3 separate regions of the Mus musculus genome follow, and all the other regions are linked to region 1. The links are chromatin loops, found by intact Hi-C in ENCODE. Cell type or tissue: heart. All regions are shown on one strand. Region 1 holds the start of Gm52898 (a long non-coding RNA gene). Region 2 has its middle 17 kb from the start of Slc23a4. Region 3 overlaps Stra8 (stimulated by retinoic acid gene 8).

The links. A loop is a pair of places that touch in the nucleus more often than their neighbours do. Peaks named below come from ENCODE experiments on the same cell type or tissue, not always from the same donor. Only the 100,000 strongest peaks of a DNase experiment are listed, where the experiment ranks them.
Region 2: it touches region 1 in a loop (5-fold over the local background); 9 of 42 quality-filtered maps call a loop at or near these places.
Region 3: a loop joins it to region 1, with 7 times the contacts of the local background. A loop is called at or near these places in 22 of 42 quality-filtered maps.

What each region holds. Positions count from the first base shown.
Region 1 is chr6:34,510,577-34,513,076 of GRCm38, reverse strand. Gm52898 (a long non-coding RNA gene) reads left to right here and starts at 1,292. Exons shown (of 3, transcript XR_003956420.1): 1 at 1,292-1,434; 2 at 1,538-1,661. In heart, a CTCF peak has its summit at 1,480; no DNase peak of the experiment used is centred here; H3K27ac peaks cover 953 bases.
Region 2 is chr6:34,994,127-34,996,626 of GRCm38, reverse strand. No RefSeq gene overlaps it. Among named protein-coding and RNA genes, the nearest start is that of Slc23a4, 17 kb to the right of the region's middle. In heart, a CTCF peak has its summit at 1,081 (motif pointing right); DNase peaks (open chromatin) are centred at 1,096 and 1,706; H3K4me3 peaks cover 546 bases; H3K27ac peaks cover 429 bases; H3K27me3 peaks cover 594 bases.
Region 3 is chr6:34,926,444-34,928,943 of GRCm38, reverse strand. It overlaps Stra8 (stimulated by retinoic acid gene 8), which reads right to left. Exons shown (of 9, transcript NM_009292.2): 2 at 1,028-1,225. The coding sequence starts at 1,219. Among named protein-coding and RNA genes, the nearest start is that of Stra8, 6.7 kb to the right of the region's middle. In heart, a CTCF peak has its summit at 1,554; a DNase peak (open chromatin) is centred at 1,623.

The DNA of each region.
Region 1 (2,500 bases):
CTAGGGCAAAACTTGAGAATTCCTTCTGCTCACAAGATACTTCTATTGTTATATACTCTGTAATTTGAATGACATCATGGCAGGTCTCTGGTTTTATGGCATTATAGCAGCTGCCTGAGGGGAAATCCTCTGAGCTGATTACACATGAGGCCTCCTTTGCTCTCTTATGTACCAGCAGCAAGGGGATCATTTCTGCATAGATGATAAGCAACTAAAGTCTAGACAGGTTAAAGATCAAGGGCTGGTTGTAAGAAAAACCTTAAAAACCAACCCACACTGGAGGGGAATGAACCCTGGGAATTCTTTGTTTTTTGGGTTTGTTTTTGTTTTTTGTTTTTTCGAGACAGGGTTTCTCTGTGTAGCCTTGGCTGTCCTGGAACTCACTTTGTAGACCTCGAACTCAGAAATCTGCTTGCCTCTGCCTCCCAAGTGCTGGGATTAAAGGCGTGTGCCACCACGCCGGCTTTTTTTTTTTTTTTTTTTTTAATCCTGGGAATTCTAAGGGCGCTCTCTCTCTCTCTCTCTCTCTCTCTCTCTCTCTCTCTCTCTCTCTCTGTGTGTGTGTGTGTGTGTGTGTGTGTGTACACACTCTCGAAACTTTTGAATCCAGACATGGATTCATTCACTTCCCTTGCCAGCCAGCCAAAGAGACAAGCAAGCAAACAAGTGAGCTTCTGAGAGCGAACCACGGGGCTGCCTAACTTTTTAGAGTTTTAAAGGAATAATGCTTTCTTGTATAGCGCAAGATTCCTAGCAACATTTAAAATAATTACTATGCATCAATATTTTGCATTCACAAAAGTTTCTCACCCACATCATTTGGTCTGTTTATCTTCATTACAAATGGAAAATTGTTTGGTTTTTTGCCTAATCAGTCCTGAAGGATGAGCAGACAGGAGGCAGCAACTGAGACAGGGAGAGGTGAGTGATGGAGAGGAGAGCCTGGAAGGATACTAACCCTTCTGGGAGTCTGCATGAGCCTCTGTGGAGCAAGACTTGGGAAATGTCACCCTGACACCTGTCTGGAGAAGAGTAAAAGAAGTTGAGGCGAGAGAAGCTGAAGTACCTCTGGGGGAGATGAGGGCTTTAAGAGCAGCAATAGATATGGAGAAGGAATAAAATTGTGAGTAGAGATGACACCACAATTAATCAAGAGAAGACAGGGATGGTGGCCAGGAGGCTGGGTGAACACCCTGATATGGTCAATGATACCAGATAAGTCTCCAGAAACCAGGAAGGACTTGATATTAGTTTATATATTAGATTTAAACCTGCCTCTTTCCCAGGGTGAAGTCCCTTGGGGATCCAGTGCTTCTATTTATGTTTATGGTTATGTAGGCAGAGCTCTCCAGCTACAGGACCACAGGAAGAAATCACACAGAGGAATTCCAGGCCTCCCTGTAGCACATGACCAGTTATAGCAGATTGCTCAAGGTAGGGTTAGAGGCAAATATAGATGCATTTGTGAATAAATACTGACCCCCAGTGTCCATGTGCAGAAATAAAAATTAACAAGCCCTCTTCATGCTGTACATAGGCTCTGCTATCAGAGTCAGGATCCAGGATTCTTCAGAAACAGACAGCAAGTAGCGAGCCTACAGCTAGAGGCTGCTGGGGGAACTCTGGGCACAGTCTGTCAGGACAGATCAATGGCCTCGATTGTGAGTACAGAACTTGTGTTAGCTTCCCCCCTCTAGTGCACTGCTGATATTTGCCAAGGTCCAATCTCAGCTGCTTCTTAATCTTATCAGTGTGAAATAGTAGATTGACTGATAAAAATTCTAGCTTCATCTGACAGCCCACCTAGTTCAATAAGGCTTCCAGTGGAGATTTCCCTCAAGGAGGTGCCAAGTGAGGCAACTGGGCAGATGTTCCCTTCTCAATTGAGTGGCGGACTCTACTACTCCATTCATAGAAACTTCTTAAGTAAATTGGGCAGCAGCTTCTTCGGCTGTGGTGGCTTCTTCTTGAGGAGAGTAGCCATTTAGAATCCTGGCTAAGCACCAGCAGGGTTGCTCGTGAATGGCTCCTTCTTTTGGGGGCTGGTTCTTTGGTACTTTGGATGTACACTGACGTCACATCTCAAGAAAATGAATTCATTTTCGTAAACTCCAGTTTTCAAAGTGAGAATGCTTAGATGTTACAGTTTGGATGTGAAATGCCCCCCTCCCCCAACTTACCTTTGTTAAGATAGGGCTTTGGTGAATAATGACAATACCAATGATTATGCTAACAATGTGGGAAATCTGATGGGGCCCCAACCCAAGACTAAGAACTCCAGGCAACTGATCACTGCCAAGGGAAAATAGGTCCTCTGATTGGTTACACACCAAGTGGTTAGCCTGAAATCAGGTACATGCAGGCCACAGTAAACACGAACTCAACAGGTTGAATTTACATACTTACAAATTATATCTGAATATACTAAATTATTTAAATTAATTAAAAGATACGAAATAAAAAGGAAATCAAGGATTTTTTTTAAAAGATGGGGCTTTGG
Region 2 (2,500 bases), 480 kb before region 1:
AATGGAAATTCCTCTGATTCACAACGATTTTAATTTTGAATTCATTTTTGGGTCCTTTTACTATTGGCAAGTTCATCAGCACCCTCCCATCCAGGTCCACGACTTGAGGCTGCAACCCAGTTCAAGAGCGAGAACTCTAGCCCTCATCTCAGCCGAGAGCGTGCAGTGGTCCTCGCACTTCCTTGATTAATGTCTTTCTCTCCCGCCAGATGGTGAATTCCATGAGGGCAGGGATGTGTGTCGGGTTTGCTGACTTTGGTACACTCACCACCTGGCACGATGCTCAAAACACCACACAGTAGCTGAGCGCTGTAGGATGTGCTGTGTGGTTGATGGGTGGATGGCTGGGAGGGAGGAGGAAGGGGGAAGAGGAAGAAAGAATCATTTAGGTACTTGTCATGCGTGTGGTGTATGTTCACGTGTGTGTGCACTTGTGTCTGGGTGTGAATGTATATGGGTGCGTGCACGTGGAGGCCACAGGTCTGTGTCTGCTTTCTCCAGTGACTCTCCTCTTCAGTCACCGAGGCAGGGTCTTTCACTTGCACCCCAAGCTTGCTGATTTGGCTGTTATAGCTAGCCAACTTGCCTCTCTCCCCATCCCAACTGCTGGGGTTATGGGTGGCTTTCAAGTTCATCCAGAATTTTCATAGGTGCCGGGATCCAAATTCTGATCCTCGCTCCCACCTGCATGGCCAGTGCTCTCACGGAGCCATCTCCTTGTCCCAGGATATTCATTTTAAACAACACTCTCATTTAGATCTCTCTCACCTGCTCATATGGTACTACAGATTGAAGACAATGTTATTTCTCTCCTATCCAGTCCTCAGTAGACTGGGCAGGGGATCCTTTGATAAAGGCCAGGACATATGCCTTGGCTGGGGAACATTCTGTGCTGAGACAGAAAAGTTCCGTGCCAGGCTCCCGGCCCCCAAACCTCCAGCCCTTTCAGTCCAGAGAGCATCCTGGAATGTCAGCACCACAGACAGAGCCCAACCCTCAGTTCTGGAAGGTGGGGTGTGTTCAGGATTCTGGCCAGGCCGGTAGGCTGGCTTATTTCGCCTCTAGGTGGAAGGGCGCTGTTTTTTATTTGTCCGCTGGGTGGCACTGTGGCCTTGTTCTCTATTTCCTGACGCTCTGACCGGTGATAGGTCAGAAGTTTTGTCTCCCCCTATTCGCTCAGCCCCAAACTTGAGAAAGAAAGACTTGGATCAGTCTAGACAATACAGTCATGGGTTGCAGTCTCTGTGTGCCGCAGGGCAGGCAGTAACCCTGTTCGATTTCAGCAGCGCGGTGCGAGTGGAGTGCTTGCTGAAGGATCACACTGCCTGCAGTGCAGTCCCACAAGCCGGACACCTCAGCTCCCATATTGTTTCTGCAGATACCCAAGCTGAGCAGTCAGATGGTAGGAACACTTGTGACGCTCAGTTTCCCTGCCTCCTCCTAGGTCCCTGTACCCAAAAGGCCCAGCACTGACCGTGGGAGTCCATTGTGTCCAGAACAAACAACCTGAAACGCTGCTTCATAGCATCTTCTCCTGGTGCTAGCATGTGGTCCAGAAGATAGAGACAGCCAGGATGTTGGCAGAAGGCTCTGGGTGCTCTGGGGTGAGCATTTATGGAGGGCTCGGGAGTTACTGGGAAATAGACTTCATGAGAAGTCAAGAGGCAACAGCTCCTGTGAAAGCCATGGGTCGCAGCGTGTTCATTGTGGGTGTGGTCACCATTGGTGACTCCACGTGTCAGCACTGTCTTCCTGGAGACAAGCCAGTACTGGGCTGCCTGTTAGCCGGCACCTCTCTCAGCCCCCAAAAGGAAGCCATGGAGCCCAGTGGTCTGCTACTCAAGGAGCTGAAAGGAGGCAGGCTGGGTTCTTCAGCTCAGGGTCACTACCAACTCAAGAAGCAGTGTCCAAAAGAGGGTAACCTTCCCATACTGCAGGACCCATACCGAGCAGGACGCTCAGCGAGCTTCTACTGCACAACACCCAAGCAGGCTCACTGACCCTGAGGTATGAAAGAGGGACAGGAACCCCGATGGGGACATGCAGTGAAAAGGGAGCCCTAGACTCCCGGGAATTCTCCAGCACAGCTCACATGTGCTGTAACGCTGCGACACTGAGACAATGCTGCTTTTATATAGAAATGCTTTCAAATGAGAAGGTTAAAATAGCAAGAAATCAGGGTTAAGGTCTGAGTGGATGTCTCCTGGTATAGTGCATACATGACCTTAGTCCCTCCCAGGCGTGATCCGGAACCTCGCACACAGGACCGGTAGCTTCCTATGAGCTAGACTTTTATGGTAATCCTGTCAGGTGCTCTAGAAAACTTTTAGAGAGATTCTCCACTTACCATCTATGCCTATGCACAATTGAGAGAGAGAGAGAGAGAGAGAGAGAGAGAGAGAGAGAGAGAGAGAATCATGCATTATGGGAAAGGACACACTTTCGAAAGTAAACGTATTAGCAAGCTACCCATCTATCAATCCACCAATCAAAATAGAGA
Region 3 (2,500 bases), 420 kb before region 1:
CAATAATTAATTCATTAATGTATTGTTAATTAGCAGCTAAAAAAGATAACCGAGAAGAGAAAGAGCTGTGTGGTACACACCTGTCATCTGATGGACCAACCTGACTCCATTTTAAGCCATTTTGTCATAGGTCAGAACAAGTTCATTTCTACTTCCTGAACAATTCAACTTGACTGTGCTTTAACCTGTTTCTGAAATTTGACATCTTCCCCTTCCCGTGGAGTTGGACTCACACCTTGATTATACTCTGATTAGATGCTCTGCCAAATAATTTAAAAATGTTCGGCCAAGTTCCGATGTAACCAAAGTTCCTCTGGAAATCCCCTTGAAACCTCCCTAGTCTGGACTGTATAAACTCTACCCTCCCTCTCCTGTGTTCAATGCTGTATTTCCAAACCTCACTTTTGGGGGAGACAGCCCTAACAGATAGAAAATAAAGCTTGTTTAATTTGACCAAAGAATCTGGGGTGATGGCCTTTACTTTCTTTGGTGCGATTAACATCATCCTAGCACCCGGGGAGGCAAAGGCAGGAGGGTGTGATTTCAAGGAGGGTCTATTCTCTGGAAAGTTCTAGGCCAGCCTGGGCTACATGGAGACTGCCTCAAACATCAGCATCAACAAGAAACAAAAAGGGTAGGAAAAGATAAATGTGTGCCTTGAGATACAGGCATACTGAGCCTGCATATGAGTGCCAAGTGTGTATTCACTTCTAGTATTGGTATTGTACATATGTATATGGTGTGTGTGTGTGTGTGTGTGTGTGTGTGTGTGTGTGTGTGTGTGTGTGTAGATAGATATACAGGGTCCCAGAGCATCCATTGGGGGATGACTCTTGCCCACCAAGTAACCACATGATCTCCCTCCAGCCCATAATTTCCTCTCTCAGGTCAGGCTGCTAGGATGCTGGCAGAGAAGCCGGGCTTTGACAGTTTTCCTATGGGCAGCAGGGCTGGCAGCTCTTGGCCAGTCCTTACTTTACAGTCCTATCATGTGGAGACATGTTTCACTATCCCCAAGTCCCTGTACCTTTGAGGCTGTGATATCAGACTGGGAGTAAACTGCCTTCCTTAGGTTGTTGAAGAGCCCTACCAGGGTGGCTCGATGGCGGGCCTGTGACAGGCGTCTGCGGACCACCCGAGGCTCAAGCTTCTGCAGCTGCGCCAATGGCTGGGGTGCCCCATCATCACTGGGTTGGTTGCCTTCTCCAGGGGTGGCCATTATAATCTACAACATAATATACCCCCCTTTAGCCTTGCATAATAGAGATACAACATTGAGGAAGGCAGACAGAGCAAACAGAAAGGACGTAGCCCGCAAGGCAGTGAATATGACCAAGACCCACAATAAACCACAGGTAACCCCAAATCTCCTACTGGAGCTTGGCTCCTAAAATTACAAACCATTTACAGTGGATTTCCAGTTGTCCGGTGAGTCATGAAAGACTGTACCCAAACCCTCTTGACTGGTAGGGAATCTGAAGCTTTCCCAATGCCCATGGCCAAGAAAACTGCTTGGCTGGTGGGAGCCCTGGAGAAATGTGCAGTTCTTGTCTCCACCACAGGGGGGAGACTGTCTCCTAACTTGCTCTCACTGTGGTTGTCAGTCTTCGCTGCCCAGCTTAAGGAGTGAGACTAGCAACAGAGCAACCCCACGGGCTACCTGGCATTGTGGCCTTGATCTCCTTCCATCAGCCTTAGGTTCTCCCAGGTCAGGAGCTAAGGAGGAAACTTGGAGACTCTGCCCCGGGGAGGAGGGTAAAGGCTGGCAGATGGCAAAGGACAGTTGAGTGATTTTCAGTGGCCTCCTGCAAGCTGCCCCCTTGTCATCACCAGCAAAGATCTTCTGCAACTTCCCAAAGATCGTCTCTCCTAATTATTATTATTGACCTGGATTTGCTGTTGTCCCTTACAGGGGCCTAGGTCTATCTTTTTCTGACCAACCTTTTTAAGGGCCTGCTTTGGAACTCCCTATATAGATCTAGCTGGTCTGGAACTCATCCATCCCTGCTATCGGAGTGCTGAAACTAAAGGGATATGCCAGAACATAAGGCCAGGCTGGATGTTTTTATTTAGCATTATTAATTTGTGTGGGTGGGGGGCGCGCATGCGTGAAGGTCAGGGGATAGCCATACAGAACGAGTTCTCTCCTTTCACCTCTTCAGGACCCCAGGGAAGAGCTCAGATTGTAAAGCTTGCATGGTGAGCGCATCTTGCTCTCTGAGCTTCCCAGACTGAACAGCAATGCACTTGGATCCAGGTCAATAGTAACTGTGATTGTGTGGCGCGGCCTCACCCTGGAAAAATACCTCCAGAATCTCCTCGGGATGGGAAAAGGGAAGGCAGGACTGAAGTTAGCGCTGTGCTAAGAATGGGTGACCTAGCACACAGTGAGTGGGGGACCTACTACAGTGTAAACTTAAGGTCAATAAGTGGTTGTGTATGTGTAGGACAGGTTCTTATCATGCAGCCGAAGACAGCCATGAACTCAAGATGTTCTTGC